Linked DNA regions of Homo sapiens: regions 2, 3 and 4 are each linked to region 1. The links are chromatin contacts, found by Hi-C or POLR2A ChIA-PET in ENCODE. All regions are on one chromosome and are shown on one strand. Each heading gives the region's core, a stretch centred on a gene start or an enhancer-like site at or near the end of the contact. The rest is flanking DNA. Distances are from core to core; before and after follow the strand shown. Region 1 holds the start of ZNF217 (zinc finger protein 217). Region 2 holds the start of BCAS4 (breast carcinoma amplified sequence 4). Region 3 overlaps BCAS4 (breast carcinoma amplified sequence 4). Region 4 holds the start of NFATC2 (nuclear factor of activated T cells 2).

What was found. Hi-C counts contacts between places; a loop is a spot of excess contacts on that map. ChIA-PET counts read pairs that join two places held with the same protein, here RNA polymerase II (POLR2A). Pooled maps may share reads with other maps.
Region 2: a loop to region 1 is called in a map with no recorded cell type, with 7 times the contacts of the local background. The contact joins the promoter of BCAS4 here to the promoter of ZNF217 in region 1. A Hi-C loop is called at or near these places in 2 of 37 single-sample maps with no recorded cell type and 3 of 50 pooled maps. POLR2A ChIA-PET finds 5 or more read pairs at or near these places in 1 of 52 experiments (activated B cell).
Region 3: a loop to region 1 is called in a map with no recorded cell type, with 6 times the contacts of the local background. The contact joins the enhancer-like site here to the promoter of ZNF217 in region 1. A Hi-C loop is called at or near these places in 3 of 37 single-sample maps with no recorded cell type and 2 of 50 pooled maps. POLR2A ChIA-PET finds 5 or more read pairs at or near these places in 1 of 52 experiments (activated B cell).
Region 4: a loop to region 1 is called in a pooled map, with 5 times the contacts of the local background. The contact joins the promoter of NFATC2 here to the promoter of ZNF217 in region 1. A Hi-C loop is called at or near these places in 5 of 50 pooled maps. POLR2A ChIA-PET finds 5 or more read pairs at or near these places in 2 of 52 experiments (BJ and activated CD8-positive, alpha-beta memory T cell).

Annotation. Positions count from the first base shown.
Region 1 is chr20:53,592,300-53,595,682 of GRCh38, reverse strand. ZNF217 (zinc finger protein 217) reads left to right here and starts at 1,844. Exons shown (of 6, transcript NM_006526.3): 1 at 1,844-1,927. RefSeq lists silencers at 824-1,663, 1,754-1,833, 2,324-2,473, 2,894-3,133.
Region 2 is chr20:50,793,530-50,796,912 of GRCh38, reverse strand. BCAS4 (breast carcinoma amplified sequence 4) reads right to left here and starts at 1,852. Exons shown (of 5, transcript NM_198799.4): 1 at 1,740-1,852. The coding sequence starts at 1,829. RefSeq lists a silencer at 1,300-2,119.
Region 3 is chr20:50,817,004-50,820,386 of GRCh38, reverse strand. BCAS4 (breast carcinoma amplified sequence 4) reads right to left here. Exons shown (of 5, transcript NM_198799.4): 2 at 2,105-2,176. Among named protein-coding and RNA genes, the nearest start is that of BCAS4, 24 kb to the right of the region's middle. RefSeq lists enhancers at 1-31, 1,015-1,064, 1,552-1,601, 1,612-1,661. Within about 2 kb of position 1,891, at least 22 of the 41 ENCODE cell types and tissues checked have a DNase peak (open chromatin) inside an H3K27ac peak, as active enhancers do.
Region 4 is chr20:51,541,043-51,544,425 of GRCh38, reverse strand. It overlaps NFATC2 (nuclear factor of activated T cells 2), which reads left to right and starts at 1,707. Exons shown (of 11, transcript NM_012340.5): 1 at 1,707-2,056. The coding sequence starts at 1,927. RefSeq lists silencers at 1,693-1,852, 1,863-1,972 and an enhancer at 2,737-3,383.

The DNA of each region.
Region 1 (3,383 bases), core at 595-3,094:
GAGTGAAAAAAAATTCACCCAATTTAGTTTTTTAGTGCTGGCCTAAGAATCTACTGGCACTGCTAATTAATTGTGAGTAATTGATTCGCTTCCTTTTTAAAAAAGACTAACCAGACCATATGTGGGGTTAGTAGTTATATATAAAATGACAGCAAAACATGACACTTGGCAAATTCTTCCCCTTTGCTGAGCTGTCTTCTCAAATTCCTTTTCCTATTTATTAAGATTGCATTGCTCACCAGCTCCGGATCGTTTCTGTAGTGCGTTCTTTCTTTTGATTTAGGAAATAGATATTTTAAATGCTTTTCTTGATGTGTTTTAAAGTTTTTTCATTTTGGATATGCTGAAGGCCGGTAAAAACACAAATATTTGGCTATTTTGTTAGTAGCGACTTGCATAGATCCATTTCACATTTGCATTAGTTTGCATTTTGGGGTAGAAAAATTGTGGATGTGCTTGTTATGTCTATGGTTCCTCGAAGCTTATTTAAAATGGGGAAATATCACAGGCCTTAGGAATCAGGATCTTTTTTTTGTCCTTTTTTTCAGTAAGGAAAGAAAACATTTGGGAAACGCTTTAAATGAGTTGTGCGTAGGGAGGAGGGGAAAGGGTAGCGGTTTTTTTTTTTTTTTTTTTGTCCCTTTTTTTGTCCCCGGTTTCCTCCAAATGGATTTCTATCAAAACCAAGTAGATTCTTGGAACCTAGGCTAAGTTTAGAAATCTCAAGTTAGAATAGCGCAAGCCCAGCCCTTTCAGAAAAAAAAAAATCACAACAATTAAATAGCTTTCTGAAGATACTCATTTAAAAACTGTTTATCTTCTCGACCTTCCTCAAGCTTGAAGAAAATCTTTGGTGTTTTTCGCGCACAGCTGCCTTCTAACCCGCGAGCAACGGCGTTAAGGTTTTTGTTTGTAATTCGGGGTGACCCAGGGGTTCGGGCCGCGGGCCCCTCCCCTCGCCCGCGCACACCTTGCAGAGGAGGGGGCGGCGGGGACAGGGCCGGATCTGCGCCTGCGCACACCCTCGCGGCCCCCTCCCTCCGGCCTCCCCGGGTACCTGTCACGGCTACCGCCGCGGCGCGCGCCCGCCACGTTAAGCCGGATGGCGGGAGGAGGGGTGCGGGGCGGGGGGCGCGGGGAGGGTGGCACGGCGCGCGCGTGCGCGGGAGTCGCCGAGCGAGAACTGGGAGTGCGCGCGCTCGCCGCTCGCTCCCGTCCCGGAGGCGGAGTCGGCGGCGGGGGGCGGAGCAGGGGCGCGCCTATGCTAGTCACGTGGGCGCTGGGGCGGGGCCGGGGCGGTGTGGGGCGTGGCCGGGCGGCCGGTGAAGGCAGGGGGCGGGGCGGCCGGTGAAGGCAGGGGGCGGGGCGTCTCCGAGCGGCGGGGCCGAGGGAGGGCGCAACAGCTGCTCCCTGAACACTTTCTGACCCAACAGTCCCCCAGCGCCGGACGCGCCGCGCCCCGGCGGCTCTAGGGACCCCCCGCGCCTGCACTGTCCCCGCGCGGACGAGTAGGGGGCGCCCGCGCCTTTGCCCCCGTGCGCACCCCCGCCCCGCTCACCTTAGCCCCGCGCCCGAGGTGAGCCCGGCCCCTATATTCTCCGGGCGGGGGTGGGGGTGGGGGACGCTCCTTTTTTGTTGGGGGGGGGTCTTGGAGGCGCGAAGGCACTAGGCTCCTCGGCGGATGGCTGCACCCCTCGCCCGCGGCTCCCCGTGTCTTTTGGGGGGCCGGGTGCGGGCGCGGAATCCGGGAGGTGTCCGCACAAAAGGCTGAGAGAAACTCCGCGACGCCTCCCTCCCTCCCTCCGCCCTCCCCGCCCCCTCCCCTCCGCGCCCGCTCCTCCTCATTCAAACCCGGCCGGCCCGAGTGGTGTCAGCTCAGTCCCGGCCGCCGCCGCGCGAGGAAATGGCCGAGGAGCCGGAGCCGCAGGTAAAGGGGGCGCGCCCCCCGCCCGCGCCAGCCGGGGCGCCCGCCCGGTCCTGCGGAGGCTCCCGCGCCGCCCCCGAGGCGCCCGGCTCTCGTTGTCTTGTCCCCCCCCAGGATGACCTCAGTTCCCCGTCTCAGCTTTCTATCCGCTCCTCTAGGGCGCCCCCTCCCCAGCCGGCTCCTGCGCTTCCGCCCGCGGGAAGGTGCGGGCGATCCCGGGCTGCATCCGCTCTTGGCCGTCACACTCACGCCGCACGATTCAGAGGGGCTTGGGGTGCGGGGTTCCCTGAATCTCCGCCGGGAGCGGGGGTCTGCGGGGGTGGGCGGTGGGGGGCTGTTCCGAAAAGTTGGGTCGCCCCGCGGGGCGGGTCTCCCAATTTGCCCAGTTGGCCCTTGGGGCGCGGGCGGAGGGGGAACGTCGGCGTAGGGTCCCCCCGCGATGCCCGGGGAAGGGCCGGGGCAAGTTGGAAGCGGCCAAAACAATGCGTCCGGACGGGCATCCCCCCGTAAACAATGGCCGGGACGGTCCACTCGGGCCGGGCGGAGGGCGCCTCTAAGGGACCGCGGGAGGGGCTGGGCCTCGCCGCGGACCCCGACGCGCGCCCCGTGACTCCCTCGGGTGCCCAAAAATCTGTCCCCGGGAGTCTTGGGGCGCCTGCTCATCCCTGAACAGGGATGCACGGGGCTGCGTTTCCTGGATGTGTGCGATAAGGTGGCTTTTTTTTTCCCTCCTCTAATTTTAAAGATTTTTTTAAGTCTTAATGTTCTATAAACACTTAAAGAATATCTTTACAACTCAATTCTAGTGGAACACCCAAAGCCAGCTGGAAGCAGAACTGGGAACTCTAAAGGGCAGGAAGGATTGAAATGCTAGCCCAAAAGTGCTGCTGCTTTTTTTTTTCTTTTCTTTTTTTTTTTTTTTAAGGGAAGTTTCTGCCAGGAGGTGCCGAGTGGTGAAACCGCTCAGTTTCAGGCACAGCCCTCTTGTCTCTCGATTTGGCCCCGACTGCGAGCCGGACGGGATGGTGGAGAGGCGGAGGGCGCTGCTGGGGGCCCGGGAGGCTGGATTTGGGGCTGCCTGGGCGGTCCCGCCCGAGGGGCAAGACCCGGCACGCGGGGCGCGCGCCGGAACCTGGGTCCCGGGAGTTTGAGAAGATGTTCAGGGCCCGGGTTGGAACCCACATTTTGGGATTCTGGGTAGGGCCACCGAAGACGGGAAGGCGCTTTCTTGGGCGGGTGGGGGTGGGGTGAGCAGGCAGGGAGTTTTCCGCCAGGTTTAGTTACAGGAGCTAGAAAAGGCCACTTCTGGGACCCTGGCATCTGGGCCGCCCTGAGAGCCCCAGAAACTTTTTTTTCTTTTTCTTTCCCCCCACCCCCCAGAAAAGGGTAGTCATTTCAGGTTTAAGGCTTTGGTGTATTGTTCTACCTCGAAATTCCTTGAGCCTCAGTTTATCTTCCT
Region 2 (3,383 bases), core at 603-3,102, 2.8 Mb after region 1:
GCTACATTGAGCTATGATTGTGTCACTGCACTCCAGCCTGGGTGACAAAGTGAAACCCTGTCAAAAAAAAAAAAATTAAAAACGTCTGTTCAAAAATTATTTTAAAAATATGTGGAGATGGCTGGGCGCTGTGGCTTACGCCTGTAATCCCAACACTTTGGGAGGCCGAGGAGGGTGGATCACGAGGTCAAGAGATAGAGATCATCCTGGCCAACATGGTGAAACCCCGTCTCTACTGAAAAATACAAAAATTAGCTGAGCATGGTGGCACACGCCTGTAGTCCCAGCTACTCGGGAGGCTGAGGCAGGAGAATTCCTTGAACCTGGGAGGCGGAGGTTGCAGTGAGCTGAGATCATGCCAATGCACTCCAGCCTGGTGACAGAGCAAGACTCCATCTCAAAAAAAAAAAAAAAAAAAAAAAAAATATATATATATATATATATATATATATATATATATGGAGAAAAAGAAAAAGAAAAAAGAGAAAACTCATATATATGTATATATATATATATGGAAAGATATTTTATGGTTTTTTTTTTTGAGAGGGAGTTTTGCTCTTGTTGCCCAGGCTGGAATGCAATGGCTGATCTCAGCTCACTGCAGCCTCCGCCTCCCAGGTTCAAGCGATCCTCCTGCCTCAGCCTCCCAAGTAGCTGGGATTACACACCCGGCTAATTTTTGTATTTTTAGTAGAGACGGGGTTTCACCATGTTGGTCAGGCTGGTCTCGAGCTCCTGACCTCAGGTGATCCACCCGTCTCGGCCTCCCAGTAGTGCTGGGATTACAAGCGTGAGCCACCAGGCCTGGCGAGATAGATTTTTTTTTAAATGTCTCACTCTGTCGCCCAGGCTGGAGTGCAGTGGCATGATCAAGCCTCACTGCAGCCTCACTCTTCCCCGTCCCCTATCCCCATCCCAAGCAATCCTCCTGCCTCAGCCTCCCAGAATGCTGGGACCACTGGCATGAGCCAATACTCTGCCTAGGCAGATACAGATATCTACATTTGTAAATGCATTTTAAATGTCCGGAATGATTTATACCAAACAGTTAATGCTGGTTTTCTAAGAAAACTAGAATTGGGGTGGGAGAGAAAAGAGAAAGGGGTGCATAGCCTTTATGTTAAATACTCCTGTACTGCTTTTGTGGTTTAAAAAGAGAATGGGTTGAATTTCTGACCGTAAATAACTCCTAGTGAACTCAGACAAATAACTTTTTCACAACAGCGTCGACAGATGCCTCCAGCCGGAAGGTAGAGGGTCTCGTTTTAGATCTGCTTTTCACTTGGTGCTTTTAAAATAGAAAGCGCAGACAGAGGCGTGGTGTTTTCGCTCCGAGCTGCAGCAGCGCAGCGCGGCCCGCACAGCCGCAGCCTGAGGCGCCGCTCGGCCCGGGCACCGCTCGGAGGTAGCCGGGGCAGCAGAGGTCCCGGGGTCCGCCTCTCCCAGGGCCGGCCTGGCAAAGGGCGGCGCCTGAGGACCCGGCGGATGCTGGGGGACCCGGGTGGGGAGGGAAAGCGAGCCTGGGCCTCCGGGGCCCGGTGTCGCCCGGAGGAGCGAGCAGGGACGACCCGCTGCACATCTCTGCGTGGCGCCCCGCAGCCACCCTTCAGGAAGGGGGGAATCCCCGGGCCCCCCACTCCGGGAGCGAGAGGATGCTCCGGGGAAGCCGAGGGTCCGGAGCCCGGACCCCTAACCGCGAGAACCCTCTCCTCCAACTCCACAGCCCCGTCCCCTACCTCGGCCCCAGGCTCGGGGGTCAGGAAGAGCGCGAGCTCGCGCGCCCCGCTGCGCATGGGCTCCGGCTGATCAGCGTCCACGAGCAGCATCAGGAGGGCGACGGGGTCCGGCTGGCGGAGGCTGCCTGGGAGCCCGTGGTTGCGCCCGGGCCTCGGAGCCCCGCCCCCGGTCCGCTGCATGCCCCGCGGACCGCCTGGCGGAGGCGGGGCAGGTGCGCTCCCGGCGGTCGCGGCTCGCAGCTCCAGGAGCGCCGGGCCGAGCGGGCAGCGCCACCCAGTGGCGAGCGGCGCGCGCTGCGCCCGCCCCCGCAGCACCTGGGCATCAGTGCTTTGCAAACTCGCTTGCAGATGGCAGTCACCTGGAGCTCTTTTAGAATTTCCCAAGCCTGGACCACACCGTCTCTGGGTTAAGACCTGGGCATCAGGATCTTTTGATGTTTGTTAGGTGGTTCCAACCAGATTGTTGACCCAAAGCTAAATTTGAGAACTATTGGGGCAAGCCACCCCTCCCCATCGGAATCCCGGTAGAGTACAGGCTCCCGGCCCCGGACCCGGCCGTAAAATAGAATCCCCGGGAAGCTTTTAAAAGCCCGGAAGCCAGGCCTCGCACCAGGCCGATTAAGTTGGAATCCTTCGGAGTGGGGCTTGGGCATCGGTAGTTTCTAAAACTCCCCGGGTGATTCTAACGGGCGTCCGGGTTAGAGAGGCGCTAGCTTAGAGGAAGCCCAAAGCCGCCCGCCCCCCACCCGTTCCCATCCTACTAAAGCATCTAGTTTGCATCGGGCGGAGGGTCCTGGAATTTAGGGAAGGCCGAGTGTGACGGTCCTCGTCTTCCTCTTCGGTGCGGATTTTAAAATAAACTTCACCAGGAAACTATTGAGCGCACTACATTTCACAACCGCACCCACTCCCTCCATGCCCTCGGAGGCCGGCCTAGATAGACCCTTTACAAGCCTTGGGGCTGAAGAGAGCGAGGTGCGCCTCATCTCCCACCCCAACAGTGCTAATGAGGAAAGTACTAAAAGGCAAATAGGTATAAGACAAGTCTGAAGTTTTGATTTTTCGTTTGATGACTTATTTTTATTTTTAATTAATTAATTTTTTTTTTTTGGAGACGGAGTCTCGCTCTGTCGCCCAGGCTGGAGTGCAGTGGTGCGATTTCGGCTCACTGTAACTTCCACATTCCGGGTTCAAGCAATTCTCCCCCTCCCTCAGCCTCCCGAGTAGCTGGGATTACAGGCGCCTGTCACCACGCCCGACTAATTCTAATTTTTGTATTTTTTAGTAGAGACGGGGTTTCGCCATGTTGGCCAGGCTGCTCTCGAACTCCTGACCTCAGGTGAGCCACCTGCCTCGGCCTCCCAAAGTGCTAGGATTACAGGCGTGGGCCAGCGCCCCCTGCCTGCTGACTTTTCTTTAAATGTTAAATCGCCTCACAAAAAAAAAAAAAAAAAAAGGCTGAGCTGCTTGGGCAAACATAAGGAGACTCCATCTCTCTAAAAGAAAAAAAAAAATTAAAATTGCAGGATGTGGTGGGGCACAACTGTAGTCCTAGCTACTGGAGAGGCAGATGCAGGAGGATTGTTTGAGGCCAGGAGTTCAAGGCTACCGCGAGTTATGATCGCACCACTGCACTCCAGCCTG
Region 3 (3,383 bases), core at 642-3,141, 2.8 Mb after region 1:
CACCACCTGTTATACGAAGCCTTCCCAATTTCCTAGGCAGGACTTAGCACCCCTGGCTCTGGAATCCCTTCACACCTTGACCTTACCTTGACAACAGCACTGTAGCATGGGACGGCACCAACTGATACCCAAATCAGTCTCCCCACATACACTGGGGCTTGATGGGAATGGAGATGGACTGAACTCTCTTTGCATACTCAAGTTTATGACGGGGCCCATTCATGAGAAAGTGCCCAATGCAGCCGGGCATGGTGGCTCACGCCTATAATCAATCCCAGCACTTTGGGAGGCCGAGGCGGGAGGATCACTTAAGGCCAGCAGTTCAAGACCAGCCTGGTCAACATGCTGTCTCTACTAAAAATACAAAAATTAGCCAGGCATGGTGGTGCATGCTTGTAATCCCAGCTACTCAGGAGGCTGAGGCAGGAGAATCACTTGAACCCGGGAGGCAGAGGTTGCAGTGAGCCGAGATTGCATCACGGCACTCCAGCCTGGGGGACAGAGCGAGACTCTATCTCGAAAGGAAGGAAGAAAGGAAGGAAGGAAGGGAGGGACGGAGGGAAAGACGGAAAGACAGAAAGACGGAAAGACAGAAAGACAAAGACAGAAAGAGAAAGAAAGAGTCCAATGCGTGGTGGTAAAGAAAGGACAATCCAGGCTGTTAAAAGCCTGTCTTGTTACCTAGCTCCCACCTGGACCCACATCTGAACGTAAAAATTGACTCAAGAGAAGAAACCATATAGGTCCTCTTGGGATTTCTGCTGTGACCCTAGAGGCTGGGCCGAGGTCCGCTGAATAGGTAGGGATGACTCAGTGCCTGCTGTCTAGGGTGGCTTTGTGCCGGGCACAAAGAAAGGCGTTCAATGAACATCTGGGGCTGCTGTTACTGTTACTCCCTTGGGTTCTCACAAACACTCTCAGGGTCCGGACACGGTGCTTCTCAGGGACATAAACGCACACCACTGGGCCCAGGTGGCCAGGCTTCCTCCACTCTGGGGAGACACAGGGCCTGGTCACAATATGGAGCTCTACCCTTTGGGCCTCCAGGCAGACACCTCAAGCCCAGGTTACTGGTTTGCCTCTAATAAGCTTGGGAGCTTCTAGAAAATTCTATCAGCACTCCTGGGGGCTCCACACCTGGCTGGCAGCAATCCTAGGAACACTGGGATCTAGAAGCAATTTCTTTTTCTTTTCTTTTTTTTTTGAGACACAATCTTGATCTATCACCCAGGCTGGAGTGCAGTGGCGCAATCTCAGCTCACTGCAACCTCCACCTTCCGGGTTCAAGCAATTCTCCTGCCTCAGCCTCCTGAGTAGCTAAGATTACAGGCGCCTGCCACCACACCCGGCTAATTTTTGTATTTTTGGTAGAGGCAGGGTTTCACCATGTTGGTCAGGCTGGTCTTGAACTCCTGACCTCAAGTGATCTGCCCGCTTTGGCCTCCCAAAGTGCTGGGATTACAGGTGTGAGCCACTGCACCCAGCCTCTAGAGGCGATTTCTAGAGACTCTGGCGTGGGAGGCTTTGTCTTCTGGGCCATTGTCTTCCATCTTCCTCCTCAGCCAGGCTAGTAGATTTGGGCCAACCAGACAGAGTAGGAGGTAAAAGCAGAGAGAACAGAAGGATTCAGGAAGGAACTCGATGCCCAACTCCACCACGGGCTGTGGCCTGGGCAAGAGGCTCCTCCTAGGCCTCGCAGGCCTGAAGCCATTTCCTGGCTGTCTCCATGTTTGCACAGGGGACGGTGCAGAGCTGAGGAAAGTTAAATATAGTCTAGCGTCCCCGCTGAACGGCTCCCTGCATCGGTGCCCGAGAGTGCCACCTTGTGGTCCACTCCTGGCTCCTCTGCGGAATAAAAACCATCTCGAGGGAAGGACGAGATCAAGATGGCCGCCTCAGGAAGCACTTGGGGTTGAGTGAGAGAGAGAGAGCGAGAGAGAGAGAGAGGAGGGAGTGTTTGCACGTGGCTTTCCTCTCAGCGCTGGCCGCTGCCCCATTCCTCCTGGTTGCTAACTCACCACCAAAATGGCTTCCGCAGAAAACTCCAGCAAGGGCCTGAAGTCTGGCCTGGGCCTAAACCCACGCCTTCCAGGCAGCCACTCACCAGGTCAGCCAGGCTGCAAAACTCTTCCAGCCTGAGGAGCATGCCCTCGATGGTCTCCTCCACCTCCTTCGCCTGAAAAAGAGACGATATCCTGGAGATTAGCAAGTGGTTTCCAGGGAGACAAACACCCTTCATTTTTTTTTTTTTTTTAAAGCAAACTAAGTCTTAGGATTATGTGCCCGGTTCCTGCTCGACCCCCTTCCACTGCCTCCTTTGAAAGAGCAATAAACAGGCAGCAGTCCTGGCGCCCATCACGGAGGACTGGTTAAAGCCACCACGGCCTCTCCATTCTATGCAGCTTTCAAAAGAGACAAGATCAACAAATACAGGAAATAACAAAGCTACCCGTATCCTCCACGTTGTACAGATGAGGACACGGAGGCTCAGAGAGGTGGGGTAACCTGCTCAAGATCACACAGTTAACAAACAGCGGGGCAAGGATCCTAATCCAGATGGAGTCCACAACCTCACAGCCTGCTCTAATAAACACAGTGGCCCCGGTGATACCCCGGAGAGGAAAAGCAAGCTGCAGACGGTGTCAGATACAAACCATACCAAAAAAAATGTGTGAGGCGGGCGGATCACCTGAGGTCAGGAGTTTGAGACCAGCCTGACCAACATGGCAGAACCCCGTCTCTACTCAAAATACAAAAATTAGCCGGGCATGGTGGCGTGTGCCTGTAGTCACAGCTACTCCGAGGCTGAGGCAGGAGAATCGCTTGAACCTAGGAGGCGGAGGCTGCAGTGAGCCAAGATTGCACCACTGCACTCTAGCCTGGGCAACAGAGCGAGACTCCGTCTCAAAAAAAAGTACATGTCTTCACAGAGAAAGGCCTGGAATGATATGTGCCAGACTGCTAATAGTTAAGAGATGTGCTTATACTTAAAAAATTTGTTGTTTATCTGAAATTCAAATTCAACCGGGCATCCCATAGTTTCTTTGGAAACCCTATTAACAGGGCTTACTTAGCCCTGGGCAGGAGGAGTTGGGAAAGGGACTCTGACAAGGGAAACTTGAATTTTTTATGTTATGTAAAGGGTCCATGGCCGGGAGCAGTGGCTTATGCCTGTAATCCCAACATTTTGGGAGGCCGAGGCAGGAAGATCACTTAAGTCCAGGAATTCGAGACCAGTCTGGGCAACATGGTGAGACTCCATCCCTTTAAAAAAAAAAAAAAATTAGCCCAGGTGCACTGGCTCACGCCTGTAATCCCAGCACTTTGGGAGGCTGAGGCGGGCAGATCACGAGGTCAGGAGATCGACACCATTCTGGACAATG
Region 4 (3,383 bases), core at 458-2,957, 2.1 Mb after region 1:
CTGGCACATGGGGAAGGATTCGAATCACTTGAGGTCAAGCTGTGGTTCTCACGAGGATCTTAAGACCTCTCCCGTCTAATCTTCTCATCCTCAACACTGGCTGCACCTTAGATTCATCTGAAGTTTAAAAAAATTTTCAGGCCGGGCGTGGTGGCTCACACCTGTAATCCCAGCACTTGGGGAGGCCGAGGCGGGTGGATCACGAGGTCAGGAGATCAAGACCTTCCTGGCTAACACAGTGAAACCCCATCTCTACTAAAAATACAAAAAAGTAGCCAGGCATGGTGGCTGGCGCCTGTAGTCCCAGCTACTCGGGAGGCTGAGGCAGGAGAATGGCGTGAACCCAGAAGGCAGAGCTTGCAATGAGCCAAGATCGCGCCACTGCACTCCAGCCTGGGCGACAGAGCGAGACTCCGTCTCCAAAAAAAAAAAAAAAAAAAAAAAAAAAAATTAGGAATTCTGCTTCAGTGGGTTTGGATTGCAGCCCAGCACGGGAGTTTAAAAAGGTGTCCCAGGTGATTCTAATATGTGGGAAGGGTTGAAGACCACTGTTTTGATCTTTTCTACCTCTGTGAGTCTGTTTCCAACTTCAGCTAAGTTGGTGGAGCCCCCTGGCAGAGTTTTATTGGAGGGTGTTCTTTAGTTACTGGGTCCTTATGCAGTGTTTGCCAAATGTACCTGTTCATTAATGCTCACGTTGGGTGCTTAATTAAAAATACACATTCACGAGTCTGTATTCAGACTTATGGAATCAGAAGCTCCAGGGAGGGGCCTGGGAATCATGCTTTAAACAAGCAGCCAGGCGTGTTTGTCACTTGCCAACCGCCCCATCAGAACTGTACTCCTCGTTCTCCCTCCAGCACACCCAGCCCCTTCGAGCTCTGGCTCTGTGTTTTGGTTCTCACTGCCAGAACACACTTCCCCAAGATCGCCTCATCAATCAGGTTTCTTCAAATGTCACCTCCTCAGAGAGGTCCTCCTTGACCACCCAAGGGACTAAAGCCACCCCAACCTTTATCCCATACCCTGGTGAGTTCTCTCCTGGCCCCATAAGCAGATGCTTTTTGTCCTGTTTCTCTCCTTCAGGCCTCTCCCACTACCAGAGCCTGAGCTTCCGAGGGCAACAGTGTCTGGCTCCGGCTGGGTGCCCAGCACCTGGCACGTGGTAGGTGGCCAGGAGGCATAGCTGTAACGGGGGGGACTAGTGCTGTCAGTCCGATTCCTTCCTAGGCGCTGGGGAGTTGAGTTCAGGGCCATGCAGGTGTCTGAAGTACTGTGAAAATCATGCCGCCCCCGTGGGCACACGGAGACGCCTGGAGACACGGGTCTGCAATAGAAGGGGGTGGATACCCCCTTCCACCCCATGGAGAAGAAAAGCAGGAAAAAGTGTGGGGCCAGTGGGTCCCTTAGGGCAAAAGTCCTAGTGGCGGCAGCTTTCTTGTCTAGACCCTGGTTCGCGCAGCGCGTGTCGCACTCACCCGTGGAGGGTGGGAGACAGCGGCCGCCCCAGCGCCCAGCGGTGGCCCGGGACAGTGTGGTCAGGTCCGCGGACAGCCTCCTTCCTCCCGGCACCGGCCAGCCCAGGCCGCGCGCCCCTCCCCTCCGGTCCCCTGGTGGCGGCCCCGCCCCCGCCGGCCTGGCCGCCCTGTCCCCGCCTCCACGCCCCCCCCCCCCCCGCCTCCCCGGGCTGCAACAGGTGCCTCCGGAGCAGGAAGCTCGCGCCGCCGTCGCCGCCGCCGCTCAGCTTCCCCGGGCGCGTCCAGGACCCGCTGCGCCAGGCGCGCCGTCCCCGGACCCGGCGTGCGTCCCTACGAGGAAAGGGACCCCGCCGCTCGAGCCGCCTCCGCCAGCCCCACTGCGAGGGGTCCCAGAGCCAGCCGCGCCCGCCCTCGCCCCCGGCCCCGCAGCCTTCCCGCCCTGCGCGCCATGAACGCCCCCGAGCGGCAGCCCCAACCCGACGGCGGGGACGCCCCAGGCCACGAGCCTGGGGGCAGCCCCCAAGACGAGCTTGACTTCTCCATCCTCTTCGACTATGAGTATTTGAATCCGAACGAAGGTCGGTGGAGGCTACCCCTGGCCTGGCCCCTGAGCCCGCCAGGGGCTCAGGCCTGGGGACTGGGCACAGGAGTCCTCTTGGCTCCAGCCGTCCCCCTTCCTAAGGGGCCTGGAGGGAGGGTGCCCCTACCCAGGTGCCAGGGAGGGGAGGCGTCAGTGGCCCCTGCCACCCTTAGGGGGCGGTCGGCTCCCTCTTGCCCCTTAGGGGCACCAGTTTCTGGTTGCTCATGACTGCTCCCTGAGGGTCACTCTCAGCAAAACAAAAGGTGGCAGGCAGGTCCCAAGGCTGGGGGGCGGGTGCTGTCTGCTGGCCTCTTGCCTGGGACTGGGCTGTCAAAGGGCAAGGGACATGATTTCTGTGCCTTTGGAGGGAGGAGGTGAGGAAGCGAAGAATGGAGTTAGCAGGGAGGAGTTGCCAAAAAAAGAAGGAAGGGGGGTGCAGCTGAACCCAGTTATCAAGGGTAGGAGGCCGCTCCTTCCCTCCAGGCACTGAAGTGAGGCCACGCAGCTCCCATCACCTCCTGTGAGCAGTGGTTGACGGGGACTTTGTGTTGAAACTGAGGAAGAGGTTGTCTGTCTGATGCTGGAGAGGGTTAAAACCTTTGGTATTATAAGGCCGGCCCATTTCCTCCCTGGGTTCTGCTGCTGAACCCATCACTTACCACTCACAAGAGGATTGGTCTGAGCTATATTAAGTGATCTTCTACGCTTAGTCCTAATGGATGTGGTGGGATGGGGTAGGGTGAGGGGCAGCTGCAGCATGGATTCAGAAGGACACAGGCTCTTTCTGCCTGAACTTTGTCACTCTGTGCCTCCAACTGCCCTCAGTTGCTGGGGGCTGGGGACTTCCCCGGGCTGGGCCCAATGCTTATCTGTCACTTCACGTGTTTAACAGGAGCATTCGTTAGAGGGAGGAGGAGGAGGAGGGGGAAGCGGCCACACGCCCAACCTCACTGTGTATTTCTGGTTAGCAGGTTGTCTTGGAAAAAACAAAAAACCCAACCAGGCTTCCTGATTTTGACAGCCCAGCCCAGCCCAGCCAATGCTTGTTGAAGGCTCAGTGGCAGGCCTGTTAGTAGCTTCCAGACGCACTCTGGGCTTGCCTCCATCTAGTGTGTAGGAAGGGCTTGTGCTGACTGGCTCGTGGAGGAAGCCTGTCAAGGAGGCTTGGTGGCCTGATGTTTCCCACAAACACTGTGTTAGGCAGATAATGAAGTTTTCGCTTCCATCGGTGTCCTCTCTGGCCACGTTAGGTGAGGGGTTTGCTTTAGCTTTGGGTATCCTCTTCCCTTGGATACCCAGAGATGGTCATTAGTAATAATTTTGTG